Regions from separate parts of the Homo sapiens genome. Here all the other regions are linked to region 1. The links are chromatin loops, found by intact Hi-C in ENCODE. Cell type or tissue: dorsolateral prefrontal cortex. All regions are shown on one strand. Each heading gives the region's core, and the rest is flanking DNA. Links, peaks and the distances in the headings are about the cores only. Region 1 holds the start of LOC124900480 (a long non-coding RNA gene). Region 2 has its middle 85 kb from the start of NHIP. Region 3 has its middle 55 kb from the start of LINC01310. Region 4 overlaps TAFA5 (TAFA chemokine like family member 5). Region 5 has its middle 25 kb from the start of NHIP. Region 6 overlaps NHIP (neuronal hypoxia inducible, placenta associated).

Evidence for each region. Peaks named below come from ENCODE experiments on the same cell type or tissue, not always from the same donor. Only the 100,000 strongest peaks of a DNase experiment are listed, where the experiment ranks them.
Region 2: it touches region 1 in a loop (4-fold over the local background); 3 of 110 quality-filtered maps call a loop at or near these places.
Region 3: a loop joins it to region 1, with 5 times the contacts of the local background. A loop is called at or near these places in 3 of 110 quality-filtered maps.
Region 4: a loop joins it to region 1, with 4 times the contacts of the local background. A loop is called at or near these places in 5 of 110 quality-filtered maps.
Region 5: it touches region 1 in a loop (8-fold over the local background); 7 of 110 quality-filtered maps call a loop at or near these places.
Region 6: a loop joins it to region 1, with 4 times the contacts of the local background. A loop is called at or near these places in 4 of 110 quality-filtered maps.

Annotation. Positions count from the first base shown.
Region 1 is chr22:48,574,398-48,579,427 of GRCh38, forward strand. All of the region lies in intron 1 of TAFA5 (TAFA chemokine like family member 5), which reads left to right. It overlaps LOC124900480 (a long non-coding RNA gene), which reads left to right and starts at 2,643. Exons shown (of 2, transcript XR_007068144.1): 1 at 2,643-3,272. RefSeq lists an enhancer at 2,749-3,255. In dorsolateral prefrontal cortex, for the core only: CTCF peaks have their summits at 828, 2,539 (motif pointing right) and 2,763; DNase peaks (open chromatin) are centred at 881, 2,534 and 3,117; H3K4me3 peaks cover 2,072 bases; H3K27ac peaks cover 2,784 bases; H3K27me3 peaks cover 489 bases.
Region 2 is chr22:48,965,236-48,970,265 of GRCh38, forward strand. No RefSeq gene overlaps it. Among named protein-coding and RNA genes, the nearest start is that of NHIP, 85 kb to the right of the region's middle. In dorsolateral prefrontal cortex, for the core only: a CTCF peak has its summit at 3,169 (motif pointing left); a DNase peak (open chromatin) is centred at 3,206.
Region 3 is chr22:48,919,343-48,924,372 of GRCh38, forward strand. No RefSeq gene overlaps it. Among named protein-coding and RNA genes, the nearest start is that of LINC01310, 55 kb to the left of the region's middle. RefSeq lists an enhancer at 1-513. In dorsolateral prefrontal cortex, for the core only: no CTCF peak of the experiment used is centred there; DNase peaks (open chromatin) are centred at 649, 1,779 and 2,239; H3K4me3 peaks cover 1,291 bases; H3K27ac peaks cover 3,797 bases; H3K27me3 peaks cover 424 bases.
Region 4 is chr22:48,628,087-48,633,116 of GRCh38, forward strand. All of the region lies in intron 1 of TAFA5 (TAFA chemokine like family member 5), which reads left to right. Among named protein-coding and RNA genes, the nearest start is that of TAFA5, 140 kb to the left of the region's middle. RefSeq lists enhancers at 492-1,321, 1,322-2,150, 2,151-2,980. In dorsolateral prefrontal cortex, for the core only: no CTCF peak of the experiment used is centred there; DNase peaks (open chromatin) are centred at 2,255, 2,899 and 3,371; H3K4me3 peaks cover 882 bases; H3K27ac peaks cover 4,000 bases.
Region 5 is chr22:49,024,373-49,029,402 of GRCh38, forward strand. No RefSeq gene overlaps it. Among named protein-coding and RNA genes, the nearest start is that of NHIP, 25 kb to the right of the region's middle. In dorsolateral prefrontal cortex, for the core only: a CTCF peak has its summit at 2,598 (motif pointing left); a DNase peak (open chromatin) is centred at 2,579; H3K27me3 peaks cover 1,136 bases.
Region 6 is chr22:49,044,515-49,049,544 of GRCh38, forward strand. NHIP (neuronal hypoxia inducible, placenta associated) reads right to left here. Exons shown (of 4, transcript NR_183584.1): 3 at 4,881-4,949; 4 at 1-1,080. Among named protein-coding and RNA genes, the nearest start is that of NHIP, 5.4 kb to the right of the region's middle. RefSeq lists a silencer at 4,093-4,249. In dorsolateral prefrontal cortex, for the core only: a CTCF peak has its summit at 2,192 (motif pointing right); a DNase peak (open chromatin) is centred at 2,207; H3K27ac peaks cover 874 bases; H3K27me3 peaks cover 1,104 bases.

The DNA of each region.
Region 1 (5,030 bases), core at 415-4,414:
TTAGTGGCTGGTCCTGACTCTGCCCTTGACTTTTTAGTTGATGTTAGACCAGTCACCATGCCTCTATAAGCCTCAGTTTCCCCAGATGCATACTGATTGCCTTGATCTATCTGACCTCCAAGAGCCCTTCAGGGCCAGGCCTCTTTCCCTTCCTGGCACGTCAATACTGGTGCAAGGAGGAGACAGCCTTCATGTGAACCACATGCACCGCGGGCACCAGCACTGCCCCCACCCTGCACAGGTCAGGAGAGAGGTTCAGGGTCCCAGGAAGCTTAGGCCCCGATTCCTGCCCACTGCTCTTTTCTGGTCATTTGAAATTGAATTTCAAATTCAATTCAGGCAAAAATACCTTGAGGCCCACCACACTGGTCTTGGTACTGGGCTCTGGGGCGAACCCCTGACGAGGACACCTGTGCCCCCTGCTCTGGGGAGCGGGGTTGGGGAGCAAAAGTGGCCTAAAACAAAGACCCTTTCTTCCTAGAGGCGGGAAGGGAGGCAGTGCAGGGAGGCATCCGTTTGTTTCCTCTGGAACGGAACGTGGGCATTAACAGTGCGCCCACGCTCTTGGGTGCAGGGCAGCTGGCTGGAGGGTGGTACACAGTAGGGGCAGGTGTGAGTGTGTTTGTGTGTGTTTCCAGGCAGATGTGCCGTTTTCAGAAGCCGCGGGACCAGCCTCCTCCGAGCCCTCCCAGCCGCTGGTCGGGCCCGGCTGGGGCGGTACCTGGGCCTGGGGTTTCCCTGTCTCTCCTGGGGCCTTGGGTGCGAGGGAGGCTGGGCGCCACTCGAGGCCCCGCGTCCGGTCTCCCGCGCCAGCAGGGCCGGCTCTGCAGTGAGGCCCCTGCGCACCTAGGTGGAGCCCGACCCGCAGTTTTCGGCTGGGCCGGCCCCACCTGACCCGCCGGCGCGCCAGGCGGGGGCGCTGCAGGGCGGGGTCCCCGGGGTCCCTCGCGGCCCAGTGCGCATCCGCGGCTCCGCGGCCGGGAGGAGCGCAGACGGCGGCGGGCGCGGGCCGGAGTCCGAGGCTGCGCGGGCCCGGCCACCTGGGCCGGCAGCGACTGCGCCGCGCTCCCCCTCCCGCCGCCTCCCCCGAGGAGCCGGCGCCGAGCCGAGCGGGCGGGCGCGCGCCTCCAGGCCGGAGCAGCGGCGTCCCGCGGGCGGCGAGGCGCGCAGCGTCGCCGGCCCCACCTGTAGGCGCGGCAGCCACCGGCACCGGCACCGACACCGGCAGCGGCGGCCCAGCGTGGGCAGCCCAGGGGCGCGGTGGGCCCGGACCTAGTCCCGGCCGCGGCGGCGGAGGCGCGGGCTGCTGGGAGCGCAGAGGCCGGCACCGTCCGGTGGGGACCGGCCCGCCAGCCCCGGGCCGCGCAAGTTCGATCGCCGCGGGCTCGGCCGGGCCGCGCGGACCCCGGCGGCGGCGATGGTGCGGCAGCCCCGCGCCCGGCGCGCAGCCCCGGCCCCGAGCCTGGCCCGCCGCGGCGGCGGTGGCGGCGGCGGCGCGGCGGCCCCCTGAGCCCCGGGCCGGAGCGAGCGCGGGCGGCGGAGGAGGCGGCGGCGGCGGAGGAAGAGGAGGAGGAGGAAGGCGACGCCGAGCAGCGGGCGGTGGGGGCCGACAGGCGGAGGAGGGGGCCGGGGCCGCGCCGGACCCCCCCCCCCCCCGCGCCGCCCGGCCGTTGCGCAATCCGCGGCCCGCCGTCCGGGCCCTGCTGGCGGTGCGGCTCCGGGGGCGGCGGCGGGGCTGATTCATGGGGCCGCGGCGGCCGCCCCCCGGCGCCCCGCAGCCAGCGATGGTGGCCGAGTGGTCGGAGCGGCGGCCGCCGCGGCCCGAGACTTTCTGCTAACCTCCCCGCCCCCGCCCGCCCCCTCCGCGGCGCCCCCCTCCCCCCGCCCGCTCCCCTCCCCCCTGCCCAGAAAGACACAAATCGCCTCCCGGAGTGGCGCCTCCAGTCGCGGCGGAGCGCGGCGTTGGCGGCGGATGGAGGGCGCGAGCGGGCGGCCGCGGAGGCTGCACCCGGCGGGGCGCTGATGCGGCGCCTGGACCTTCGCTGCGCGACTTCGGGGGCGTCGGCCGAGTTGGGACTCCGCGATGCAGCTCCTGAAGGCGCTCTGGGCACTGGCAGGGGCCGCGCTCTGCTGCTTCCTCGTCCTAGTGATCCACGCGCAGTTCCTCAAAGAAGGTAATTGTCCCCGGGCGCGCGGACCGGTCCTCCGCGCTCTGCCCGGCTCGCGGCGGCTCCGGCGCCCGACCCGGCTTCCAGCACGTTCCGCTGCCGCCGCGCTCGGCTGAGGCTCGTGGAGCGCCACTGCGGGCCCGGAGCGGCCGGCGGCGCGACCCTACCAGGAGCCCGACCCCCCGCGGATCTCGCTGCCCCGCGCCCATCGGGGCTCACCGGCAGGGCGCGGGGTCGGGGCGCGCTGCGTTCTCGGTGCCTCTGGCGCCGCCCCGGATCCCCAGCCCAAGCCGAGGCTGCCGTTCCCATCCCCTGCCCCACTGGGCTCGGTGGCAGCGGCGCCCGCCCGCACGCCGCCGGGCCCTCGGTAGATGGCACCAGCGCTCCACGGTGGCCGGCCGGGCTGGGGCGGGAGCGGAGCTGGGACCCGCCAGGGTGGGCGCCGGGCTGGGACCCGCGGACGTCGGGAAACCGGCCTGCGCACCTGTTCCCCAGGGCCCAAGCCGCCTTCCAGAGACCCATAGGTTTGGGAAGCAGGGGCTTGGTCACCGGGGTGCGCAGGTCCCCGCGCCAAGTTCTGCCCCTGCTCTCTTGGTCTTTGCTGGACTGCAGGGCAGTCTGGGACTATTGAGGCGCCCAGGATAACGGTTGGACCCTCGTGGCTGGAGAGGCCCTTTGTACTGGGAAGCATCTTACTGGGGGTTGGGGGCAGGGCCACACCTCCCCTGATGGGCGGTCGGTCGGCTCCAGGCACCCCAGACACACTCCTGGAAACTTCCTGGTTTCAGGGCCAGGCTCCCTTTGCAGGGCTCCCGGTGCACCCCGGGATCAGCCTGGCCTGTCATATCAGACTGGGGGCAACTGAGGCGTTGGCCTCCCCCCGGGCACCCCTGCTCATGGTTACTAGTGCTCTGGCACACAGGCTGGGCCAGCTCCGCCTGGTGCTCCCCTTGGTCCGCTGGGAAGGCTGAGCACCGGAGGGCGCCTGTGTGGCTGGTAAGGCGCTGGGTTCTCATTAGTTCTGGGTTCCTGCAGAGGAAGGGCTTGCAACATTCAGCTGCTTTCCTGACTAATTAATGAGCCGCCGGAGGCCTGGGGAAGCAGGTAGGTGCAGGAGCCCGGCCCGAGACCCTGTGACCTCCACGGGCCTGGTGTCCACTTCCCTCCCTTGCTTTTGGATGTGGGCACCTAGTACAGAGGAGGGCCAGGTCTGAAGGGAGAGTAGGCTACCCCAGGACTCTGCTGCGGGCTTGGCCTGCCAGCCCGGGCTTGCGGGGACCCTTCCCCAGGTGGGAGGCCCAACTTCTTCCTGCTGCCTTGCTGACCCACTTCAGGAGTGGGTGGTTCTGCCATAGGGCAGTAGCACTTGGGGCTGGGGAGGCCATCCTTCCTGCTGAGGAGTCATTGGGTCCAGGCAAGCCCGCGAGGGCTGTCCTCTGCTGGTGTCGCGTGTCAGGACTGTGGGAGCCACCCCTGGTGCATTCCAGGTACCTGGCAAAGGGGTCCCTGCTCTGCTGGGCCTGTTTGTGTTCGCGCTGCAAGTTCTCTGCCTCTCTGGCTGATCTCGAAGTCTCTGGGGGATTGGCTTGCGGAAAGGGCGTGTATGTGAAAATTTCAGTGTTTCTCTGAGGTCCAGGTGCCCAGCTGCATCCTGACACTCTGTGATGAAGTGAAGTTCCACTGACTTTGAAGCTGTGAGTTAGTAACGGGAGAAGCTCCTGGCCATGTGGCCGGCCTGTGACAAGGGCTTCCTTTCTGCCTCGCCCTGCGGCGCTGCCCCAGTGCAGGTGCCTCCGGGGGCTCTGCTGTCCCCCTGAGGCTCCAGGTCTAAAGGACTCTGTTTTTTGGCCAAGAAGAAAGAGTTTCTGTCTCCCAGATGGGAGGGTCTAGGTGTGGAGCAGGCCTCGCTTAGTGGAGTACTTTTTGTGGATTTAGCCCTTCACAGAGATCTCCATGTTTACCTTGAAGCAGACACACGTGTGTCGGTGTTGTGGAAGACGGCGCAGTCATAGGAAGGTGGGATGAGGATGGGGTCAGCTGTACGCTGAGGGCACAGGTACCTTTGGAGGAGCGATTGCGGGTCCCAGTGTTTGCGCAGCCCTCCAGGACTCCTGAAGTCCTGTCTCCCTGTCCGGAAGCGGTGGCCTTCACCACCCTGGGTTGAGCCCTGCTGCCTGTCTGTCTGGAAGGTCAGGACTTGGGCAGCCTCCCTGTCCTTGCTGAGACGGCCTTTTGGCCCCTTGGCATCAGGAGCCCCAGGGGAGGCCTGGGGGACCAGCAGTGAGAGGTGCAGGGAGGGGGGTGGCCGACTCTGGTTCCTGGCTGATGGGCTCGGCCTGGGGCCACTCTCCTCCCAGCAGCCGCTGTCCAGCAGGAGGGAGGGAACAAGGCAGGCGGGTGGACAATTGTGACTTGTTGTCTGGGCCTGAGTGGGAAAGAGCTGTTTAAATAGCCATTTTCATGAATCTGTTTTCTTCAGGGGTGAAGAATGGGGGACCCAGGGAGCCGTTTTTCCACACTTCTCCTTTTGTGTGGAGATAGAGGCCACCCCGTGGCTAATCCGTCCCCCCCTGGCCACTCTGGTCTTCCAGTGTTTGTGGAGATGAATAGGGCTGTGAACCGAGAGAGAGGCAAATTGCGGTCCATAATTGCAGCCTCGGTATGTCCCAGCTTTGTGAGAACAGGTCCTGCCCACCGCACCAGGCCTGGCTGGGCAGCCACAGGCCCAGGAAGAAAGCAGGGCCGCAGCGTGGGGTCCGGCACTGGGGCCTGGGCAGCTGCTCTTCTTGCCTTGTCATCCTTAGGACACGCTGACCCTCCTCTGGGAGGGGAGAGCCGTCCTTTCTTCTGAACTGCCTGGTG
Region 2 (5,030 bases), core at 704-4,703, 390 kb after region 1:
TATATACATATATATTTATATATACACATATATAAATATCTATGTGTATACGTGTATATATATATATAGAGAGAGAGAGAGAGAGAGAGAGTTTGTTTTGTATCATTTCAAAACAAAATACAATACCAAAATTTGTGGGATGCTATTGAATTAGTGCTGAGAATGATATTTATAATACTAAATGCTTACATAAGAAATGATAAAAGCTCTCAAATCAGTAATCTAAGTTTTCACCTCAAGGACCTAGGGAAAATAAAGAGCAAAATAAACCCAAAACAAGCAGAAGGAAAGAAATAATCAAGTAAAGAGCAAACATCCATTAAATTGAAAATGGAAAAACATCAGACAAAATCTATAAAACAAAAAGTTGTTTCTTTTAAAAAGTCAATCAATTGATAATGTTCTACTAGAATTGACAAAAAAGGAGTGAAGAAAATATTACTAATATCATAAGTGCAATGAGCATATCACCACAGATCCTGTAGCTTTTAAAAATGTAATTCAGAAATACTACAAACAATTTAATTCTCATACAATGGACAATGTAGAAGACTAAGTTTTAAAAACTTTAAACTACCAGAATTCAATCAGATGAAATAGTCAAACTAGTCCTATAATAATTAAATAAATTGAATTTGTAATAGAAAATCTTCAAAAACAAAATATTCAGGCTTAAACAGTTTCACAGGAGAATTTTACCAAGGACTTGAAAAATTAATGCTAATTTTACACAATATCTTCCAGAAAATAGCCAAAAAGGGTATACTTCCCAAAACAACATGAGGTCAGGATTACCTTCTTACCTTCCCCCTCCAAAAAAGAAAAAAAGAAAAAGAAAACCATGGGGCAACATATCTTATAAACATAGATGTAAAATACTCAACAAAACAGCAAATTGAATTTAAAAACATATAAATATAGTTTTACATTATGACCAAGTATAATTTATTCCGGGTATGAGACATCTGAAAATCAATTGATATAATCCAACATATTAACAAGCTATTGAAAAAGATCACATGATTAAATCAATTGATGCAGTTAAAGCATTTGGCAAAATACAATACCCATTTATAAGAAAAACTCAGCAAGTTAGGAATAGTGAGAGAGATTACTTCTTGATAAAGAGCATGTACAAAAAGCTGATAGCTAGTATTGTATTCAATGACGAAAGATGGGATCTGTTTTCTCTAAGATGGAGAACAAAGCAAAGATGCCCACTCTCACTACTTTTTCTTTTTGAGGTGGAGTCTTGCTCTATTGCCCAGGCTGGAGTGCAGTGGCCCAATCTTGGCTCACTGCAACCTCTGCCTCCCAGGTTTAAGCAACTCTTCTGCCTCAGCCTCCCAAGTATCTGGCACTCTCACCACTTCTATTCAACATAGTATTGAAAGTTCTAACCACTGAAATAAGGCAAGAAAAAAGAAAGAAAACAAATACAGATTGGAAATAAAAGTATATCTACTTACAGATGACACGATTGCCTCTAAATAGAAAATCCCAAGAAATTCTCACATAAATTCCTAGAACTAATGAGTTTGTCAAAGTGGTAGGATACAAGATCAACACAAAAAGTATCTGCAAATCTATATACTAACAAAGAGCATGAGCAAACTGAAATCTAAAAACCACAATGCCATTTGTAATCACTCAAAAGAAAATGAAATATTACACTTTGATATACACCAAACAGGATCTATATGCTGAAAATTCTATAAAGTGCTGATGAAAGTATTCAAAGAAGGCCTAAATAAATGAAGAGATATACTATATGCATGAATTGGAATACTTCCTCTAGTAAATATGTTAATTCCCATGAGCCCCCAATTGATCTTTAGGTTTAATTCAATTTCTATCAAAATTCCATAAAGTGTCTTTTGTACATAGACATTTTCATATAAATTGAAATTCTTCAATTTATATGGAAAGGCTCAGGCCCTAGAATAGCTAAGACAATATTGACAAAGACTAATAGAAGCAATATTGTGGCTTACTATATAGCTTCAGTAAATAAAACTATATCATATTAGCAACATACAGATCAACAGAATAAAAAAGGAGCGAAGAAAGAGACCCATACGAGTATGCTGGGATGATTTTTGACCAAGGCGCAAGAGAAATTCAGTTGAGGTAGGACAGCGTTTCCACCAACGGTTCTTGAGCAAATGCACATCATATGCAAAAATAACAAATCTCCACTTAAAACTCAAACCTTCCAAAATTAACTCAAAATGGATTAGAGGTTTAAGTGTAAATGATCAAAGTATAACTCTTCTAGAAAATTTGAAAAAAAAAAAAAGGTAGAAAATCTTCAGGATCTATATCTAGGCAATTCCTCAGACTCGACATTAAAACGCACTATCTACAAAGAAACAATTGGTAAATTGGACCTCATGAGAATTAAAGTTTTTCCTCCTTGAGAATCTATGTGAAGGAGATGAAAAGATGAGCTATGAACTACAAGCTACATGCAGAAAATATTTGCGAGCTACCTATGTGAAAAAACCCTAGTATCTACAATATATAAGGAACTCTCAAAATCTAACATAAGCAACAGATGATTCCATTAGAAAATGGGCACAAGACATGAACAAAAGTTTCACTGAAAAGCACTTACAAATGGCAAATAAGCATTGATGAAAAGATGTTCAATATCATTAGCCATGAAGGAAATACAAATTACAACCACAGTGAGATATCACTTGACGCCTACCAGAATAGCTCAATTAACAAAGTCCTGACACCACAGGCGGGCGATCGCTCGTGTATGGCTGGCGTGGTGATTTCTTAAACACTAAATATGCAATGACCAAACACTCCAGCAATTAGACCTATAAGCATGTGGCATGTAGAAATGTACACTCAATAGGCATGGCCGCTTTATTTATAACAACCAAACAGTGGGCACAACCCAGGCGCCCTTCAGTGGGGGTAATGATTAAACCAACTGCAGTACATCCATGTCATGAAAAAACACTCAGCAATAAAAAGAAATTGTGTCCACATGGGTTGAGGAATACCTTTTCCCTGCACTCTGGGGCGGGGGGCCCATATAACCGACTTGCCAGTCCAACACAGGTGGTATGGGACCTGGTGTGGAGGGAACCTTTCTAGGTCACAGTCATGAACAGGTCTCAGTTCTGAATGCTGCCAGAACACCTGCAGAGACAGGTATACCCGTGCCTTGACAATGGCCCACCTCACGACTGGCCCCCAGTGGCCACTCTTAGGATGTGTACCCATATGACAGCCTCCTCCAAAGGGCGTGGGTAAACTGCTGGAACCTGACTAAAGTCGTCTGCCTCCTGACTTCCCAGAGGCAACTTGGAGCTGTGTGCATCCCAGAGATGCCCTGTAAGGCAGGCATCCTTCTCTTGTAACCTGATGTGGACTTCCTGCCACCTGGACATTCCCAAAGGGGCCTGCTCCAAACGTGCCCACTGTCTATGGTCCCTTGGTTGATCCACATGGAAAAGGCTCAACTACCTGTAGAAGAGGCTGGTGGCCAGGGCTCGTGGGTGACACACATCCAAACTGCCCGAAGCTCAGCCATAGACTGCACTGTCCTGATCCCCATCCTATCCGTATGGTGTTGGTGTCTAGTTGCACCGCAGTTGCTGAGTATTAGGGTTGGGTGCTTTTGCTAGACCCACCAGTGTAAGGTCCTAGCAGTATCAGCAGGGTCCCCTCATATATGGTGGCTGGCTTAGTAAGTGGTTCCACTGCCATGTCGGCCCCCTCCTCTTGTTCAAAGTGGATGGGTCTGAGCACCTCTCGTAGTGGCAGACAAAGCACTAGTGGACAAGACACCCCTCTGTTGTTGACAAATGTGTGCCATCACTCTAGGGTGTGTGATTGTGCCACCATGAAGGTAAGCTTGGCCAGGAGGCCTCCTGCCCACTCTTTTATGGGTAGGCAGTCTTCACAGTGATGGTAGCTTTCTGGAGACAGCCTCCAATTTGCTGCAGTACCTGATACATGGCCAGTACCTGTTTCTCCAGGATGTGGTCATGGGATTCTGCCCCTATCCATAATTGAGACTGAAACCCTGCAGGTACCATTCGGGTTGGTGGCTTTGATCATAAACCCCAGCTCATCCCCATAACATCTCTAGTGGCTTCTAATACAAAAGGGTGCTATGGCCGTGGGGCCCTGAGTGCCTGGGCTCATCTCACAAACATTCTTGATTTGTCAGGCGCCTCTCAGACCATGTGTGCTCATGCCCATTTTTTTTTTCCTTATTAGGGTGTATAATGGGTAGAGGGTTTGGGCCATGTGAAGAATCAGTATTCTCCAGCAGCCCAGTAAGCCTAGGGAAACCTGGAGTTGCTTTGTTGTCTGGGGAATAGGCCACTGTGCTAGCTTACTGATAAGAGCTCTGGGTCTGTTTTGCACCTTACCCGACCAGGTAACTCTCAGAAGTTTGACGGCTATGCCAGGCCCCTGTATCTTTTTGGGATTGATTTTCCGTCTCCTGTCCTTTAGGCCATCCAAGACGGTTTCTAGGGTAGTCTCCAAATTGGTAAGATACTCTGAGGTTAGCATGTTATCATTTATCTGGTGAAACCAGGAGACTTAGGCAGGCCAAGAGTTTAGACAGGTCCTGTGCAACCAGACGGTGACTGATGGGGCTGTGCAGGTTCCTTGTGGTAGCACCTGGAAGGTCCTCCTGAGTGAAGGCAAACTGGTCCTTTGCATCTTCTGCTAAAGGATACTGGAGGATGCAATAGCCAAGTCAATCACAGCAGGGACACCTCCCAGATTAAAGAGCTCTTGTCCCAGCAGTTGAGGATATTGGGCACAGCTGCATGTAAGGTGGTGTCACCTTGTTCAGCACATGGTAGTCCACATTCATTCTCCAGGAGCCATCTGGCTTCTTTGCAGGCCACACAGGGCTGTTGTGGGGGCTGTGGGAGGCCTATTTGTACTTCATGTAATTCCTGAATTGTTTGGGTAGTTTCAGAGTGTCCCCCAGCAGGAGTATTGTCTCACATTCACTGTCTGCCTGGGCTGGGGCAAGTGTACAGCCA
Region 3 (5,030 bases), core at 570-4,569, 350 kb after region 1:
GGGTAAGAAGCCAGCCTTGGGCGGGCTGCCATTCAGAGCACGGTGGGGCCCGCGACAGGAGCCTCCACCACAGATGCAAGGACAATGGCCTGGGTTTCCATGGCTTCAGGACCAGCTGCCCTCGTCCGACCAAGGCGGCAGGAATCTCCCAGCTGCAGGTCAGCGGCTTCCCTGGTCCAAAGACTCATCTCTAAAGCGGCGGTTCACGCGAGCTGCAGAGTGGCTGGGGCATGTAGAGGCCTGTTCATCCCTTCATGAGCCTGGCAGCTGCTTTTTTTTTTTTTTTGAGATGGAGTCTCACTCTGTTGCCAGGCTGGAGTGCAGTGGCATGATCTCGGCTCACTGCAACCTCCGACTCCCTGGTTCAAGTGATTCTCCTGCCTCAGCCTCCCAGGTGGCTGCGATTACAGGCACGCACCACCCCGGCCAGCTAATTTTTGAGAAATACGTTATCTTAACACAGTGGAATTTAAGTCACCATAAACCTCCTTTTCAAGATGGATCAGGTTTCAGAAGTGTCCTGCGTCCTGGAGCCAGGTCCTGCCCCCTGACCCTGCTCATGCGAGGTCCTGACAGACCCTGGACATCGAGTGCCCCTGGCTCACAGATTCGGGGGACACACAAGTGGTTTCACTCCAGGCAGCGATATGGGTCCTCACACTTGAGGTCGGTGAGTTTCTGTAATGAAGCCCCTTTGGATGCAGGGCAGGCTGGACATCGAGGCCCTCCAGGCTCGGGCACCTTCCCACAGAGGAAGCACCTCTCTGGCCACGGGGCACTGGGGCCACACGATTGCCCTCTATTGCCGTTCATAGGGCCTGCCCTCTCTCACCCCTAGGAAATGTGCTCCTCCTGGTTAGGAACGGCTCTGGTAGCTCTCCACCCCCCCGGGGCAAGCCACCTCCTGGCTTGGTTACACTCCTGCTTGCTTCTGGTCCCCTCGGAGGGGCAGGGACCCAGGGTCTCTGGTGCTGTGCTGGCACAGTGACAGCCAGGCACACAGCAGGCACTCACTCTGTGAACAGGTGGTCAGGGGGTCACAGGGACACGCACAGCCTGAGGTTCTGGGGCAGGGTCTGCGCTCAGCTCCGGAGCTCCTCATCCAAGGAGGGGCAAGGGCAGGCTGGGTGCCTGGGCCCAGGGGCACTTGGGACCCATCTCAGTGGAGAGGCACTGAGGTTGAGGAGTTTCCTAAGAGAGAACTGGGTTGTGTATTTGTGTGTGTGTCCAGGAGAAAGAGAGAGAGACAGAGAGGGTTCCACTAAAACTCTCTGCTCTGAAGGGCTGCCCTGTGGAAGGAAGAGTGCAGGGGAAGGGGGAGTCCAGAGGAAAACTTGAGAGTGGACTTTTCAAGGAAAAAGATGTCCCGGAAAGAAAGACTTTGCTCTCAGCTCTGCCTGCACATACAACAGTTCTCCGGGAGTGGGAAGTGGGGAGGGTCCCTTCACTGTGGGTAGAAGAGGCAGCAAATCTGAAGCCAGTGCCAGGAGGGGGCATGGGCTGGGGGCCTTCTGAGTACTCCTGGTGGCTACAGTCATGGCGCTGCAGCTGGCCCAGAGCCCTGGGGTGCACGTGGGTGATGACATGGGGCCGGCAGGAAGGAGACATTTATTGACCCACCTGCTGCTTACTGGACATTAAACAAGCGGCTGAAATGTGTCTCATCCCAGATTGGCTGGCTTTACGGCCGTTCTGACACAGAGCAGATGGGGGCGTGTAGACGAGGCCTGCCAGATCCTGGAGGGCTCTGCACTCAGTTTCTTCTCCAAGCCATGCTGCTGGCCGGGGCCTGCTGGTCACCCACCCGTGGGAATGAAGGGGGACCACGGAGCCCCAGCTCGGGACAGGTAGGCTCTTCCAGTGGGCCTGCGAGCCCTCCTACAATCAGTGCCAGAACAAATTCAGGATGAGGACCAGTCTCCTGAACGCAGTGTGGAAGCCACCTCCTATGACTCTCTTTGTGGATTGGCTCGCATTTTATTTTGTAACAAATTCACCATCACTTTGCTCTCCCAAGGTTCTGGGTCACACAGAAATAAAAGAATAAAAGCCCATTTAACATTGTTCATAACAGCCTTTGTGATTAGGAAAATGACAGGCATTCATTCCTGCTCAATCCGCAGCTCCTAAGTCAAATTTCACAAAGGCGTTGTTGATGAATTCTGTGAATGGGGGGCTGGTGTGCCGGCTTTGCTTTCCCCATGATAAATATTCATGTGGAGACCAGAGACAAAGACATTGAGGTTCAAATCCAGGGCACGCTTGTATGCAGCCCTGAACACGCTGGATTCTGCAGAAATGCCCCGTGTGTCATAAGACATGTGAGAGCCACCGCCTCCCCTGGACTCAGTGACGAGGGCTGTGCATCAGGCACCTTGCAGGCAATACTCAGACCTGACTGCCCGCAGCCGTGGGCCTTATTGGAGGCTACAGGTGAGCTTTGAGAAGCTGGGAGAAGAAAAGACCTCTCGGTTGCTATGTGGCAGTCGCTGGGTTGTGGAGAAGGGACGCTGGTCTACAGGATGCTGGGCTCATTGCAGAAGCCCCAAACTTGAAGAATGTCAGATGCACCAGAGTCGACTACAGTCCCCTCCTCACGGGAGCCCCGAAGGAGGAGTTCCAGGTTTAGCTTTGCCATGTAAATAGTTCAGAAGTCATCACTTCCATCCTGCCAACACGAAAAAGGCTGAACAAACTGAAAATCAATGACTTTCCTTGCACCGTCTGAGAATTAAGGAGGCAGGACAAACTGCCTCCCTGCAATCTGGAAAGACAGATGGATGTGCAGAATCACAGCTGAGGCCCGATCACCTGGGCGGAAGCCACTGCAGCCTCACACGAGCGGGAACGCACACACGCTCGTTTTGATGACTTGTGAAGGCCAAGCGTGGATTGGCTGGAGAGAGAGAAACTCCTGGGGACTACAGGTTAAGGGGGACTCCACACTTGTGTGGGATCTACCTCCAGGAACCCCACCAGGTTCCTGTAGTGAAGAGCACAGGAAGCCTTTCTAATGTCTGGGCAGGAGGAGGGCCACAGAGCCTTTCTGAAACCTGCCCAGTGTTCTCCATAACAGATGCCTACTTAGCAGTCAGGAAGGAAAGCACCGAAGCCTGTGCACTTGGGGGCAGGGTGCGGGCTCACTCCAGCTCCCCCTGGGTTCTTGTCTCACTGAAGAGGGGAAGAAAGGTAGGAAACGCTTGTAGAGGACAAGCCAAAGACACAGACCCACTAAGGAAGTGAAACTTAATCATAGGATTATCAAAAGCTTCACCTCCCCGCAATTCACTGCTCCGCTGATGGGGCTTCCAGACATTGGTAGAGGATTACAGCAGAAAAGATGCAAGCTACACCCTCTCACTCTGGAGGTGAAGCCCAGGCAACTGGTAGTGAGAGGACAGACCAAAGCAAAGAATGTTCCCGGAGCCTGCAGCCCCAGCACTCACTGAACATATCTACTAGCCAGATTAGCACAAAACCTCATGCTAAAGACCGACTTACTCCAGTCCCTATTAACAGGTACATCACATATGGCTTTTTTGTTGTTGTTGCTTGTTTTTTTGAGATGGAGTCTCGCTCTGTCACCCAGGCTGGAGTGCAGTGGCGCAATCTCGGCTCACTGCAAGCTCCGCCTCCCGGGTTCACGCCATTCTCCTGCCTCAGCCTCCCGAGTAGCTGGGATTACAGGTGCCCGCCACCACGCCTGGCTAATTTTTTGTATTTTTAGTAGAGATGGGGTTTCACCGTGTTAGCCAGGATGGTCTCGATCTCCTGACCTCGTGATCCGCCCGCCTTGGCCTCCCAAAGTGCTGGGATTACAGGTGTGAGCCACCGCGCCTGGCCACATCTGGCTTTTTTAAAAGTACCAGTTTTATTAGCTAGGGTTCTCCAGCGGAAACAATTATATATACATATATTCCTTTATCCGCAGAAAGGAGTTGGCTCACACAACTCCAAAGCCTGGGAAGTCCTGGCATCGGCCGTCTGAGGCTAGACGCCCAGCAAAGCTGGTGCTGTGGCTCCAAGACCTGGGAACCAGGAGCCCCAATGTCCAAGGGGAGGAGAAGGTGGACGCCCCGGCTCACACAGGCAGACAGAGCAAACACAACCTTCCCCCACTGCTGCGTTCTCATCAGGCTGACAGTGGCTTAGTTGATGCCCACTGTGATGGTTAATTTTATATCAACTTGACTGGGCTAAGAGATGCCCAGGCAGCTGGTAAAATGTGATTTCTGGGTGTGTCTGGGACGGTGTTTCTGGAAGACATTGGCACTTGAATCAGTGAACGGAGTCAAGCAGATGGCCTCCCCAGTCTGGTTGGACCTCATCCAATCCATTGAGGGCTTGAGTAGAATGGAAAGGTGGAGGGAGGGAGTTTGCCCTTTCTCTGCGTAAGCTGGGCCTTTCATCTCCTGCCCTGGGACTTCAGTGTCGCTGGGTCTCAGGCCTCTGGGCTTGGAGTGAAATGACACCTCCAGTTTTCCTGGGCCTCCAGCTTGCACACAGCAGATTGTGGGATATGTCAGCCCTCATAATGGTGTGAGCAAATCTCTCATAATAAATCTCTTTCTATGTATCTATAAATAGACCCTGTTTATTCTGTTTCTCTGGAGAAACATAACTAATACGGATTTGGGTACCAAGAGTGGTTTTAGAGGGTCAGAACGCTGAGGACGGATTTTCTGATTTGGGCTGGGGTTTCTGGAATGGGCTGTCTAATCTGATCAGATGTCAAGACACCGCTGACTCCTGATGCAGTAACAAAGAGAACACTGGCAGAGCGTGGCATGAACAATTTACAGAGACATGCAAAGCATCTGCAGCAGATGCTTACAGAAGTAAGAAGCCAAGGGACTCTGTGCATGATACTTTCAAACACTTGTGGAAAATTAAGATATATAGTCACACTGGCTGGTAGCCCCTACTATTGCTGGCCAACGTCCCCGGAGTGTGAAGCTGGGAAGCCCGCTCAGTCCTTGCTCGGTCTGTGTAAGCAACTGGGGGCCGGGCAAAGTGGACTAAAGCCTAAC
Region 4 (5,030 bases), core at 695-4,694, 54 kb after region 1:
ACTCTGCCGGCTCTGTGAGGTCTGGCCTGAGGCTCTGGTGGGTCCTTGGGGTTGAGGTGGACTTGGGAGGTGACGCAGCTGGCAGGAGGGCTGTTTCAGGGCATTTGGCAGCACAGGCTACCATGTTCCACTTCTCCACAGGCCCAGGCCAGGCGCGTGGGGACATGGGGAGGCTGGCTGCTGCCCCACGGGACCCAGCTTGTGGGGGTGTCAGAGGAGCCCCTGCCTTGGCACACCCTCCGTGCCAGTCCCAGCCCCTCCTGCTTCCTGGTCATCGCCCCCTTTGCCTCTGGAGTGTGGCCTTCTGCCCTCCCCTGCTGGGGTCCTGCAGGTTCCAGGCCCAGAAGATCTCTCCTGTTCAGATCATGTCGCCGATCACAGCTTCCTCTGCAGGTACCCAGGTGCCCTGTGCCTGGCTTTTCTCCCAGGTGGGATGCCAGGTCTGCTAAGGAGGGCATAGACGGGTTTGCTCCCTGTGCAGCCCCAGGGGCCTTCGCCACCCCCTCCAGGAGAGGCGATGCTTGGACCTGGTGAGCTCCCAGATGTGCTGTTGAGCTGGACGAGCTTGGAGAAGCAGAGCTGCCATGCTCTGTGTCCCTCTGGAGCCAGAGACAGGGCATGGCTGCCCCCGGGAGGATTTTAGGCCCCTTCGTAGGGTGTTTCTCCTTAAGACAAATAGCCACTGCTGCAAACAGCTCCGCGGCCACCAACAGTTATGGGAAGTATCAGACACATCGGCGTGTTTGCCAATCCTTACGTGTGCCAGCCTCCTGCAAGGTGGAAGGTGTCAAGTTAATTAGGAGATGGCACCTGGGGCTGTGGGTGGGGGCTGGGAGCTCAGGCGTGCAGTGTGACCAAGAAGTGCAGAGCCGGGCGCCGTTTCCCTTAGACCTGAGTAAAGAGGAGAGGAGTAAAGAGGAGTGTGAGGGCCACAGCACACTCGCAGCTGCCGGGCAGAGGGGAAGCCCTGGCCCCTCCGCAGGCCCTGCCGGCGGCCTCCTGAAGGAAGGGACCCACCAGACGGGTGCTCTGGGGCCCCAGCGGCTCCCCTCGAGGTGGACTCCACTTCAGCAATGCTTGCTTGAGGGCTGGGCCTGCTGGGGTTCTCTGCTTCAGCCCCATCTAGGCCCTCCCACCCTCAGGGCCTGGCCCTGGGCTGACTCTCCCCTGCTTGCTCAGCTCACACGCCCTCTCCCAGGCCTCCCATCCTCCGGCTCAGGAAGGACAGAGGCGGAACAACCCAGCGGCCCCTCCTCGTCCTGGCCTCGGCACCCCGGGGCTTTGGGAATGAGGCACTGTGGAGCACAGCTGAGCCCGTAGCTCTGCCTCCAGGCCCCCCTCCGGATGCCCCACAGTCCACAGCTCCCTGGGCCCCAACCCTCGCTGCTGCTGGCTTTGCTAAGTCCACCTCCTTCCTGTGTCCCCTGTGCCTAGAAACGGTCTGAAAGGCACATGCATCCTCTTAAGATTGGGGTGGGCACATGTTTTAAATACTGGGGAGTCACAGGTTGGGTCACACTGCATGGTCTCCACTAGAGATGGTTTTGCCCCTCAGGGGACATTTGATGATGTCTGGGGACAGCTGTGGTTGTTCCAACGTGGGATGCATGGGACAGTCCCCAGCACAGAGACCCAACTCTATGTCCACATCACCACTGCAGGAAACCCTGGGATGCTTGGGACGGTCCCTAGCACAGAGTCCCAGCTCTGTGTCCACATCGCCTCTGCAGGAAACCCTGGATCACAGCCCCCTGGATGGGAGAGGGCAGATGCCACCCGGCAACGCCGAGTGTCCTCCCGGCAGAGGAGTGCGGGCACCTGGGAAATTGGAGCTGAGCTGGGGTCACGTGCTTTAAAACCTCTTGGGCTCCAGTGTTGGCTGGGGAGCCCCAGATGTCCAGGGATCCCTGGGTCACCCTGTAAGCTGCATAGAGAGCCAGCCCAGAGAAGCCAATCCCAGCCTGGGAGGAACTGACCTGACTGGGGTCGGGGCGGGGGACGAGCAGGTGGAGTGGGAGGCTGCGAATTCTAGATTCTCTAAATAGGGTGCTCTGCTTGCAGAACGGGGGCGGGGGATGAGCAGGTGGAGTGGGAGGCTGCAAATTCCAGATTCTCTAAATAGGGGGCTCTGCTTGCAGAACGCTGCTGGGCATCTCTGGTTGGAGGCGAGCTCGCTGAATGACGTGTCCCCTGTTTGCCCCAAGTTACTCCCTGACCCTGGCACTGACCAGCACATGATGCCTTGTGGGTGGGGTGGGGAAATTCTGAGAGGGGCAGGCGCCCAGAGCTGGTGACAGGCACAGAGAAAAGGAGGCTTGCTCCACTGCTGCCTCGGCCCTGGCTTTGGGGCGTGCGTGGCCTTTATTCATTGCCTTTGTTGAGTCGTCAGCGGCGTGTGATGACCAGGTGTGCGCTGTTGTGTCCACAACTTTCCAGCCTCGCTCGGGCCCAGGGCAGGTGGCCACGCCTTCTTACTACACAGGTTCACGGGATAATTGGTGGGGCCAGGTGGACCCAGTGAGGCGCTAATGATGGAAGTCTGTGCAGTGAGTGCCGCTTCCAGAACAATGACAGCGTCCACGTCTTCACCGCCCTCCATCAGGGGCCGCCTAGAAGCCACACAGGCTGCAGGGCTGGCTACCGGGGCCCTGAATCACGGGGGCGATGAGCCCCAGGCTCCAGGCGCTGGGGAAGGAAGCTGGGCACTCGGCTGTGGGGCTTTTGTTTCTACCTGAAACCAGCCAGCCAGGCCCCCCGAGGAAAAGCAAAGTGAGCCCAAATCTGCCCCCTATACCCAGATACCCAGTGTCCCAGGGGCACCTGCATGGGGGGAGCCCGGCGTGCGTGCTGGCTCTGGGATGCAAGGCCCAGGGTCACCGAGGACAGGGGAACTCGGCGTGTCCTGCAGCCAGGGGCCGGCGCTCTGGAATGCAGCGTGGAGTCCCTGCAGGAACGTTCTGGAGGGGGTGTGGCTCCCCGCCCTGTCCTTTCTAAGGACGGACCTCCTGGGCCAGGCAGAGGCAGAGCTCCTTCGGCTCACCCACTCGGGACGGTCAGGGGACCGGGGCTGGGATGACCTGCCATCTGCTGGGAGAGGCAGGGGGCCCTTGGTGTGCTCCGGGGTCTTGGCCCCTCTGCCAGGCCAGGCCAGGGTGAAGTGGGCAACCTCAGGCTCCCCTGGCAGGAGCTGCAGCCCACCCAGGTGAGCGGTCCCTGGTGGGCAGCCCCACCCAGCCACATGCCTTCCATGAGGGCCACGCTGGACACACGCCTGCCCGGCCTTTCCAGCAGGGACTGACGTAGACAGGCCTCTGCCTGGAAGGGTTCCCTTGGTGTCCTGGTGCCCCGGCACCGGTGCGGCCCGTGCAGGCGCTGAGTGGCTCGCGTGGATATTCCCTGCCAGGCGGCAGCATCCTCACGACTGCTGTGAGTGTCCCCAGGTCTCCAGCTGTGCAGTGTGAGGGAGCTCTTGGACCAGAGCCCCTGCTGCCTCATTACCCAGATGCACAGCCCCGGCGTCACACCGGCCTCCCGAGCCCCGTGTTAACTGCAGAAGAAATTAGCCAGACTCAGGCGCTGGGAGCAGGTAATTAGTTGCTCTTGCCCGACCACAGCTTCGTGGCTGGATCTCACGTTGAGAGGACTTAGGGGGAAATCTGACGCCCTCCAGGTTTCCTGACATTTGCTAGACATCGCGGAATGTAAAGGGTCTGCGTGGCCGTGTGGGAAGGACAGCAGGGGGCCTAGGGGGCAGCTGGGATGCGGCCTGGTCTAAAGGCAACTTCTCAGCTCCTGGCTGTGAACGGGCGATGGGACCCCTGAGCCCCAGCCCCTGTAAAATGCAGACATGCGTGCCCACCTCCCAGGCAGTACGGGTGGCAGGGGTCCAGCCAGACACACGGCTCGGTACAGGGCCTGCAATCCTGTGTTCCTTCATCACGTTGTCACTGAGTGTCATGTGAAAACCAGGAATCCACATTCTCCAGGGCCTAGGCCGGACGTGGTCTTCCTAAAGGTCATCTCCTACCTGGGAGTTGGGAGCGGCTGGGGTGCAGGTGTTTCCTGTGGGCCCAGGGAGACCCCACACATGCAGCTTCCCGGCCACCGTCCTCAACCCTTACCGCCACGGGCCCTGCCTGCCTCCCACCTACCATGGGCCTGCCTGGTGTGGGTTGAGGCTTTTCTGATCCAGTCCAGAGATGGACGGGTGTTAATCCCGCGGGGTGATTTTACACAGTGAGAAACCCAGTCCAGAGGCAGATGGGTGTTAATCCCACAGGGCAGTCTTATAGAGTAAGAAACCAAGGCCACTGTCCTTGCTTTGCCCCGACCCCTTTGGTGCCAAGTTTTGGGGTGGGGTCCAGAGTTACACCCTGAGGTCCACCCTGAAGCCCACTGCGCTGCTGCCTGGCCAGGCTGGGACCTGGATCTCTGAGCTCGGTGCCTGCCACCCTTGCGGGGATACTAGGGTGAAACAAGACGCACAGAACGTGCCGGGCCCTGGAGAGGCTGTGAGCACCCTGGGTGTTGAAGGGTCCCCTTGGCTGGGGAAGCCCCCTCTGGAGGCCGTTCTCTGTGTTGGGCATTGAAGGGCCCTGGCCCTGGGAGGTTTTTCAGTCATGGATGCCTTGGGACCTGGCTGCGGAGGCCCTGACCCCTCCTGACGGGGAGCAGCAGAGGCTGGAGGCCTCCTCGTCATCCCTGCAGAGAGAATTGAAGGCTCCAGGGCGGAGTCTCTGCAGCCCCAGGCGGAGGCTGGGCTGGAGTGAGGTCACTGCTTGGCCTGCAGAGTTGGTGGCAGGCATAGACTACAACACTAGAGACCCCATGGGCCTGCAGCATCCTCAGTTCCACTAGACGGCTGCAGGCGTGCACTTCCTGGGGCTGAGAATGGTGCTCACAGCCGTCCTCAGTCCTGGCCCCTGGCGCCCTGTGGGACAGGAGTTTGGCGAGGATGAGTGAGGGTGGGGCCAGGCCCCATGGAGGCAATTCCCAGGGGCTCCCAGGGGCTGGACCACAGGGTCTCCCAG
Region 5 (5,030 bases), core at 462-4,461, 450 kb after region 1:
GGCGCCTGCTGGGGCTTTTGCACCGGGACAGCTGGAAGGTGCCCTGGCCACGTCCACCGTGGTGTGCAGTTGCTCTGTGGTCAGGGCAGGGGACTTTCCACTTCTCCTTCCCCGCAAGGCAAGAGCAAAGGGGAGCCCGGGCAGAAGCGGTGCCCTCGGGTGCCCTGGGGTGGGCTCCATGCCAGCATCTCCTGGCCAGACCCTTGCGACCAGTTGGATCAGCCCCTGAGGTCCCATGGCTCTTGCCTGCAGTGCAGGCTCCTTCCGGTGGCCAAGGTGCTTTTCCAGGGAGAGCACCAGGGTGCATGCCCGTGGTGCAGCGTCGGAGCTGGTGGATGAGAGAAACCTGCTGTTATGGGCGGGGCCCCAGGTTGGGGCAGAGCAGGGATGTGTGGAGCCTACTCTGTGGCTGAGGCCCAGGCACTTTAGGAAACTTTCCACGGCGCCAGAGCACGAGCCCAGACCCCAAGGGGACCCACATGGAGCAGAGGAGCTGAAGCTCCTGCGTCCTGGGCTCAGGTGACCACCACATCCAGGTGTGCCTGCGGCCTTCCCAACATCCTGGGGACGCTTTAGTCCTGGCAAGCGGGGCGGTGAGTCACCCTGTGCAGGGTTCAGGGAGGCCCCAATCCCCAAGAGACCGCTCCCTCCCTGGCTGAGCCCTGGCTCTTCCACAGGGGAAGGCATTGGGTTGCACCTCGCTGGAATTCAGCCCTACTCAGCAGGAAGGAGGAGCTCAGGGGTTCCCCAGAGGTAGTGCCGGTGGGGTGCCTCCCTGCTGTTGCTGTGATGTGGGTGACAGACAAGCTGGGAGCTCAGCAGCCCACAGCAGAACACGTGCACCGCTGGGCAACTGGGGGGCAGCCCGGGAGTGGGGAGGGTTGGGCAGCCAATGGGGGCAGTGGGGTAAGCAAGGCTGCTCTTCGCATCCTGTCTGGGCCCGTCTCCCCCAAACCCTGAGGCCAGCTGGTTTCACCTCAGTGCTGAGTGTCTCTCATCCTCCAAGAGCCCAGGCCCAGGACAGGGCAAGAGGAAAATGATGGTCAGACACACGGTTGCAGTCCCCTCACCGTCTGATGGAGACACTCTGGAGTCACACGAAACAAGGGTCCCACGTTTGGCACAGGTGAGGGGTTGGAGCCACACAGGAAAAGGGGGCCTGCCTTTCTGAGGCCGGAACTGCAGAGCAGGACAGACCTCTTGGCAAAGATAAGCAACATCGTCACAAAGACACAGGCCAGCCCTTCCCCTGGGGGATGGATGTGTGGGGAGCCTGGTGGGGCTGAGGCGGGAACGCCCCCGGCTCCCATCCTTCTGGGATAAAGCTCCACCCTGGAAAACAGTGGAGCTCATCTTGGGGGGGGGGACCCATGGGATAAGGACACCTACCTGAGTGGGGCCACTGGAGGCAGGGCCATGGTGCGGGGGAGCTGGGAGGGGATACTTGGGTGGGGACACCTCTAGGGGATACCTGCCTGGGGTGGGTGGGACACCTGGGCAGGGACACCTGAGTGGGGATACCTGGGGCGGAACACCTTCGGGGGGGTACCTGGGGCAGGTGGGAATACCTGGGGAGGACACCTGAGGGGGGTGCCTGGGACGGGACACATGCAGGGACACCTGAGTGGAGCCCCTGGATGGGGTCAGCTGGGTGGGGTCCCTGGGGGGTCACCTGGGCGGGGCCCGCGACAGGGAAGTCTCTGGCAGGGGCTATGTTCCCCCACCCTGGCATTAGCGGCAGGTGCCCGCCCTCTTCCTCCTGACTGGAAAGGGTTCCCTTAATGCTACTTTCACTGTTATTTACATATGTTGTGAAGGATGAGGACTTGATCTGTGTTGCTAAGCGAGGATGGTGTTGCTCTGGCACAGAAGGAAGTCTTCAATAAAAGTGTGACCATAAAGGAAGCGAAGGTTCTTTCTCTAATGTATTCGGAATGCCTGCGCCTGGCACGCAGGCCCGCGGCACTCCTCAGCATCTCGCTGCCTGTCTAGCATCAGTACATGTGTGATATTGATTTTTTTTCCCCAGCAAGTGTAAGAAATACACATTTTATTTACCTTTTAAATTCCCAGCACCCATTGGCTGCTGGTTTACAGGCTGCAAAGTGCTCAGCAGTAGAAGGCTCAGGCAAGTCCAGGGGAGAAGCAACCCCAGATAGCGAGACTGCAGCTTCCCCGCTGCCCCTGCTTGAGCTGCGAACTGAAGACCAGCCAGGCAGCTGCTGCCCGCTCCCATCTGACTGAGGAGCCAACTGCAGCTCGGTTGGGGGTTCTCTGAGGGCAGCAAGGACTGGGGCAGCTCTTCTCCTGGGTGGTGATTTCTGGTGGTGGTTCTTGGGAAGCACACTGGATGCCCTGTATCTGTTTTCACAGCTAAGAAGACTCTCATGTCACTGAAGTTTCCTGGGAAGCCACCCCATGGGGCACATCCTCCTGACTGCAGGTTTGCCTCTTGCAGGAGCAGCTCAGCCTGCCTGAAGGGGAGGACTCTGTGAGGTCCACAGGGCACCTCATGCACCCACCTCATCTCCAGGGCAAATGTCTGCTGAGTGCCCCAGCAGTGGCGTGCTTCCACCCCCTAGAGGTCGACCTGGCTTGCCAGTGGCTTGCGGGGCTGGAGACAAGGGCAGATGGTTCTGGGCACCAGCCCAGACGTCTCCTGCACACAGACATGAGTTGCAGACATTTGGGTCTGAGCCCCCAGGCTCTATGGGCCCTGCCTGTGAATGTCAATCAAATGTCCTGCCTCAAAGCTCTCCCCATTTTGAGAGACATCAAACAATGTGAAATGTAACACGCAAACACTTCAAAACCAAATCAGAGTAAGACAGCACTGCTCTCATTCTCTGCACTGCTCTTTAGGCGACAGACACTCTGCCATCTGCCTCCCTCTCTCCTCCTCCCTTCCCCACTTCCCCAGGGCCTGGAAAGCCACCCTGTGCTGCTTGCTTCCACTCCTCGGCAGCCCTCACAGCCTGGTCTCTGCATCCACCTTGCCAGTAAAACTCTCCAGCCACTGGCCATCCTGGGCGACAGAGAGCCAAGCTCCGGGCCCCGTCTCCCATCCCCTGCATCCCCTGACCTCACTGGCTGCTGGACACCATCTCGTCGTCTCACTGCACTCTTGCCCCCTTGCTTCCTCAGGACTGCTCCTCCCTCCTCACTGCCCCTTCACTGTCCTGCCGGGTGTCTCCTCTTCCTCTGCCCTGGCACTCCAGTGGCCAATGTCCTGGAACAGTGGCCGCACATCTGCGCCTCCCCCATCCATCCAGGGCTCCCCTCGCCTCCTCTGCACTGTGTGTTTGGTGGAAGACACAGACCACAAAGGCAAGATGGCTCCGAGGGTGACGAGAGCATGCGTATTGACCACGGTCCTGCTGCAGCCACCAGTGCACACCCTCCTCTAACATGCAGAGCAATCCCACGTAAGAGGGTTATCACCGATCCCGTGTTCTAGATGAAGAACCAGAGACGCAGAGATGTCATCCTGACAGCCACTGATAGTGACTGAGCACCTGCTGCCGCTGGCCCTGTTCACGTGGTTTCCACTTCTACTATTTAAACCTCCTGGTCACCCTATAAGACAGGTCCTCTACTGTTTTACAGAAGCAGAAATGAATCAATAACTTTCCTATTGCCCCAGCTGCTAGAACCCTTGATGGGTCATGGAGCCCAGAGTCAAACCCAGTGCTGTGCCACGGTCTCCTTCCCCTCAATTCATGGAGGTACAGAAGGAAGGAGGGAGGAAGGGGAGGGAAGGGATGGAGGCCTTTGTGCTCTGCACACCAGCTGAGCAGGAGAAGGAGCAGGAGGGGTGTGTCTACACTCGCCCTACCTCACGTGTCCTCACCCTGCTGCCCACCCTCACCCTACCTCACATATCCCCACCCTGCCGCCCACCTCTCATGTCCTCACCCTGCCTGGAGGAGTCCAGAGGGGCAGAGTTGGCAGAGCCAGAGTGGACAAGGCCGTGCTGTCAGGGAAGCAAATTTCTGGAAAGCGGCAGCAGCTCCCCCGGTCAGTGCTGGGTCTGCTCCTGGCTGGATGGACTCTGTGTCCCAGCACTGTCTGGGTTGGGACCCATCGAGGCAGGGCTTGTGGTGGTCAAAACACTTTTTATGTGCTCAGTGGGAGGCACCATCCTCTGCCCTGGAAGGTGCAGATCTGGAACTTCACAGAGGACAGAGCAGGGGTGAGAAGGGAAGCCTCAAGCCTGTGCGGTGTGGGGTCTCCTCGCAAAACCCTGTGTGACCCGGGCTGTCTGGGGGGCAGGCACCTGGCTCACTGCTTCCTCTTTATAAGACCTTCCATTTTCATGCCTGAGTCCCCCCTGCTAGAATGTAAGCTCCCTGAGGGCACAGGCTTTATGTTTTCAGACATGTTACTCAGTACACACTTGGTCCATAAAGATTGAAGCTCAGCCAGCTGGCAGCTGTGGAGGAACTTGTTTTCTTTCTTTTCTTTTTCTTTCTCTTTCTTCTTCTCCTCCTGCAGCATTAGCTGAGATCCAGGTCATCGGTTTCACGACTGCTCAGAGCTGCACTATCCTATGCAGTGGCCACACATGACATGTGGCTGTTTAAAATCATTGAAATGAAGTGAAATAAAAACTCTGCACCAGCTACACATCAGGTGTTCAGTAACCACACGTGGCTCATGGCTCCTGAGCTGGACGAGGCAGAGACTGTCCAGAGACGCCTGCAGACATCCTCACCGCGGGCTCTTGTGGAGGAAGGAGCAACTTTGAAATGCAAGAATTATGACTAAAGTGTATTTTAAATAGGGATTGCCAGATGACTTCCAAAGAAAGCTGTTGCAATTCTAAATTTCACCAAGTCAGGAGCGCCTGTCACCCTGCAGTTGCCTTCCGACAGTTCTTTGTGTTACCAGCCAAACAGATGAAAGATAGTAAGGCCATCTGTAATATAATTGTTAATAAAAGAAACATGAGTTTGAATATATATTAACATTTCCTCTTCTTTAAATTACCTATTCAAACCCTTTGTTAATTGTATATTTTGGTGTTAGGA
Region 6 (5,030 bases), core at 656-4,655, 470 kb after region 1:
TACTCTCCGCATTCCATCTGTTCTCCTCCCCCATTCGTCACCACCCAGGTGACACTTGCTGAGGAAATGTCCAATGTGACCTGAGGCCCATGTGGGGGCTCCACCCACCTTCCACCTTTGTCCTGCTCCTGGTCACTACCCTCCATGGGATGCCCGCCATGGCTGTGTTTCTTTCTGGACCCACAGGGATCCTGCAGCTTTAAAAGGAAATCCCTCCCCTCTCAAACCTCTGAGCCCTCTGACCAGGCAGGGGAACTTGATTACAGCAGAACCTTCTCTGTACCCTCAGGTCACCCTGCTCCTCTCCTGTCCATGGTGCTAGAGTCACTGGAGACCTGGCGGCTCTTCAGGTGGCAAATTAGGCCAAGCGGCCACTGCGGTGCTGAGCGGTCCATCCTCCGGGCGGTGCTGACCAGTCCATCCTCTGGGCGGTGCCCGTCCATCTGCTGAGATCAACTCCCACTGCAGGGCTGTGCTGGTGTCTGGGCCGGGCACTGGCCCCTCACCCCAGCCCTGAGGGTTCACGAGGACTCAGCCTTCCTGGACTGGGTCGCACCTTCTCTTCCTGACCTCAGCTGCCTGCCTCCAGCTCCATGGGCTTTTGAAGACAAGGGACAAGAGATTGCTGACTTCTGGAAGACCAGCTGTTGTTGGCGAGGGAATCAGGCAGACCCTCTTCCTTTTTCTTGTCGAGGATCCAGCCTGAGGGAACCTCCTTCAGCCTCTCTGGCAGGTTGTCCTGCCTCCTGGGTCCCACTGTCAAGAAGAGACGGGTTTGCTTTTGACTCTGACTTCACGCAGCTCATATGGTGCCTTCCACAGCAAGGATTCCTCAGCTCCTCTGGGTCCTTCTCCCCGTCCCCGTGGTCACGGCCACCCTGCCGTCCAGGCAGTTTCCTTAGCAGCTTCCTGGGCCCCCGGCTGTATGAATTCCCTCCAGTGGGCTCTGAAGCCCTTGATCTTTCTTTTCTCAGCATTTATCATGGAGGGTGGAAGTGAACCATCTGCCAACAGTCCTCTGCTCAGGCACAGCACGGGGCCAGGCTGGGCGTGTGATGGTCACGGGCCTGTGTAGTGTCCCTGAATAGGTAGCAAATAAAAGAGTGTTCATTCAAGGTGTGCTGAATGAACGAATACATGAAAAAACGCTTGGGGGTGGGGAGTGAATGGATTTCAAATTCTCAGGCTGCACTTTCCAAATCCGACACAGTCACATTCAGCCGCTTGTCAAGACTGTTTGACAGCCACCCCTTTCCCGCATTCCCGGCCCCCTGAGCAGCCACGGCTGCTGTCACATCTGCCTCTTGATGTTGCTGGGCCTGGAGAGTTACCCATGCACACTGAACATCAAGGTCAGTATTTTTAGACGCAATTCTTTAATTTTTGAAAATGCTCCAAAGAGATTTTAGTGATGGGAACATATTTGACAAATATAAATAAATGTAAGAGCTATAGAAATAAACTTCCCTAAAACCTCTCCGTTCTATTAACCATCTCCTGGAGGCCTGTGCACGTGTTCTGTGGAGAGGATGGGGTACCCCACAGCCCCTGAGGCTTGGGGAGGGAAGCCCTGGGGAGACCAGTGACAGAGTCGATGCAGGAAGTGCCATGTCCCTCCTGGGGCCTAGAGCCTGTACTACGTCATCAGGCTAAGACCTGAGACCGTGCCCTGCCCTGGACTCAGGGTTCCGAGGAGCTGGCAGAGCCCCCAGGGGTGGGGCAGAGCCAGGAGAGCAAGAATCTCCCTGACAGGTGGGAAGCATGTGCCTGTTCACCCCTATGTCCGGCACAATGCTTGGCCCTGCAGGTCAACAGGAAGGTGAGTGCAAGGGCGCTGCCCTCTGTGAGCTCACAAGCCAGAGGTCAAGACCCTCAGACAGTGACATTTTGAGGGGTAACGCTGGGAGGCATTTGCAGAGCCCAGAATTGGGGTTCCCCGTTGGGACCCTGACCCTGGAAGGGGCCTTTGACCTGAGGGCAGAGCTATGAGCAGGTGTGTGGGGCTAGGACAGGAGCCTGCTCCCACAGGGAGACAGCACGCACACATGGCCTGGGCCGGGAGCCTGTGAACCGTCTGGGAGCTGGAAGCGTGGATTCAGAACGCCCAGCCATGGAGATTAGGTGGGGAACAGGGGAGCTACTTAGTGGAGCACGGACCAGGGACACCCAGGAGCCTCAAGTGCTCTGTGCTCCGGGCTTCCTCCAGAGGGCGGTGGGGAGCCACTGATGCATACCCCCTGTAACAGAGCTTGCAGAGGGAGGCTCCTCCTCCTCCCTCCCACCCTGTGGCCTCAGCACCCTCAGAGCATCACCATCTGCCTAGTGGCCGAGGTAAGAAGCCAGGACTGTTCCCAGTGCCTTCCTCTGGGACCCTCCTCTGACACTGTGCCTGCTGGACCTTCCTTTCTTGGCCGACGGCACCCTGGCTGGCATCCCTGCGTCTGTCCTCTCTACGTGGCACTGGCTCACACTCTCGCTCCCTTCACCAAAGCCCCCACCTGCGGCCCTGTCTCTGGCCTTTCCCAAGGCCACAGAGGGATCTGAATCAGTGGGGTCAGACCCAGCCTGGCTTCTCAGCTCCTGGATGGCTTCCCATGCTCTCAGGCTGAGCTCTCAGCTTGGGGGGCTCACTCTCGCCCCAGCCTGACTTTCTCTGTGTGGGCCTTTCTTGTGCTGACTGGCACCCAAATCTCTCTCCAGCTCCTTTATGTTCCCATCGCTGTAGTCCAACACCACCTCCTCCAGGGAGCCCTCCCAGATCCCTCAACCCAAGGTGGACTTTCCCAATAGCCCCTCAGGCCACTCTGCACCCTTCCTGCACAGCTACCATGAGGAACCTAAAACAACAACTTATTCAACGGGCAACAAGTGCTCAGTAAATATTTAAGGAGACAGTGAATGAATGAATATATTTCTACCCCCTCAGCTCTCTGAGTCACACAGTGGACAGTCCATAGGACATGAATAATGTATACATTTTTAATGGAATTAAAGTACACTCCAAGCATTTTTATCCTGAACACTCATGCATACACTTAAATTAAATATTGAAATAACCACATGCACAAAATCTTCTGTGGTCATGGTTCTCATCCTGCATGAATCACTTCTGTCCAGAAGCGGGCATCCCTGTGTAACAGCCTTTGGAGGGCGTGGGAACGGACAGAGTTCATGCTCTACAAACATCTGAAAGTGGCGTTGACTTCCCTGCCTGCCTGAATGAGTGTGCAATGTAGATAAATCCTCTTTTGACTAACAGGTCTATGCTGGCCCATTAGGATCCACAGGAATGAACAGGAATCCCTTCGGGAATTTTTCAAGGCTTACAGGGTATATTTCCCATTGCTTCCGTAAAAATGTAAAGCTGTTCTTTCTGCAGTCTTTTGCCCGAAGCTATCGGTCTTTTGGGGTTTAGCAACCACCCTGAAAACCTGGACACTCATTTGAATTGTTGCATCTTCACCTTGTGAATATTCTGCGCCTCTCCCTGCAGGTTCAGGAGAAGAGGTCCAAAGGCACCACCTCTACTTGATCGCAGTGAAACTTCCCACCACAGCCCCTCCAGGGAGCCACAGCGTTCATTGCTCACTCACAAATAGTACACAGCACACACGAGAAAAGTTAATTTACTGGTTTACCTACTTCTTTTTCTTCTCCCGCTTTGCCCTGTTTGATTCCATTTAAAAATGTTTCTACTTCATCCATCAGTGAGCTCCCTGTGTCGGCTAGAAAGTCTCTTTAGAAGCGTGTTTAGCATCTTTCAATACCGATATCTATTTCAGAGACTCTTTGCTCCTCCAATATCTGCCTTATCTCCTTTACTATTTTTCATTATTTGTCCCAGCTATCTGCCTCATCACTGTCTGCATTTTTAATATCCTCTTTGTCTCCTCCACTTCTGTATATTCTTGTTTGCTCAGTAAGCCTTATTCAATATTTCATTGTATGTGTTAACTGTTAACTCAGCCCTAATTAATCTCACTTTTCAACTTGGTTCAGTTTAAGGTTCTAGACATGTCAATATGAAGGGTGTATCTGGGGGGAGCGAGAAGTTCAGCAGCAAGGGTATTTACAGTGCCACATGCAGTCTCATTTTCTCGCAGAAATCCAAATTGCTTTGCCTTTTCCTTCAGAGAGCATTTTCCTTTGTTTCCGACTTGCCCATTGGGCGCAGCACACCTGTGTGGACACACTGTCGGCACACACGCTGGCCGGTCCTCCACCGAGGGTCAGGAGCACTGAGGAGGCATCTCCCTGGCCACGGGCAGTGCCACAGGAGCTGCACTCAGGCTCCCAACCTTCACAGGTGCGTAAGGTGCACTGGGGCATGCTCAGAGCCCCCTGTCATCTGTCCACGCGGGTGAGGACATGCTGGGTGGTCTGGTGGCTCAGTATGAGGCAGACCACTTGACTGGGATGGTGTCTTCAGGAAATCCTGGAAACAAGACAGAGGTTTGAAAACCTCACTGCAAAGACACAATAAGCTACGTATACATAGTGGTATACATATGCACGCACATACATGCACGTCCACAATCCATGTTCCTATGCACCTGTTCCTGCCCATGCAGGTTCATGCACACATATTCCCTGCAAATGTTTGTCAGGCACCTGCCAGGTGCCTCATGCTGTTCCAGGTGCTGGGATTGAGCCATGAACACCTGATACAGACAATGTCCCTATTCTTACAGATCTCGTATTCTAGGTGTCCCTGTTCTTACAGATCTCATATTCTAGAGACTAGAGATGGAGAGATGGTGACAAATGAGCAAACACATGTATACTACATTAGGAGAATGTGTGAGTCCATTCTCACACTGCTAATAAAGACATACCCGAGACTGGGTAATTTATGGAGGAAAGACGTTTGATTGACTCACAGTTCAGCATGGCTGGAGGGGTCTCAGGAAACTTCCAATCATGGCAGAAGGGGAAGCAAACACATCCTTCTTCATGTGGCGGCAGCGAGGAGAAGTGCCGAGAAAAAGGGGGAAAAGCCCCTTATAAAACCATCAGATCTCACGAGAACT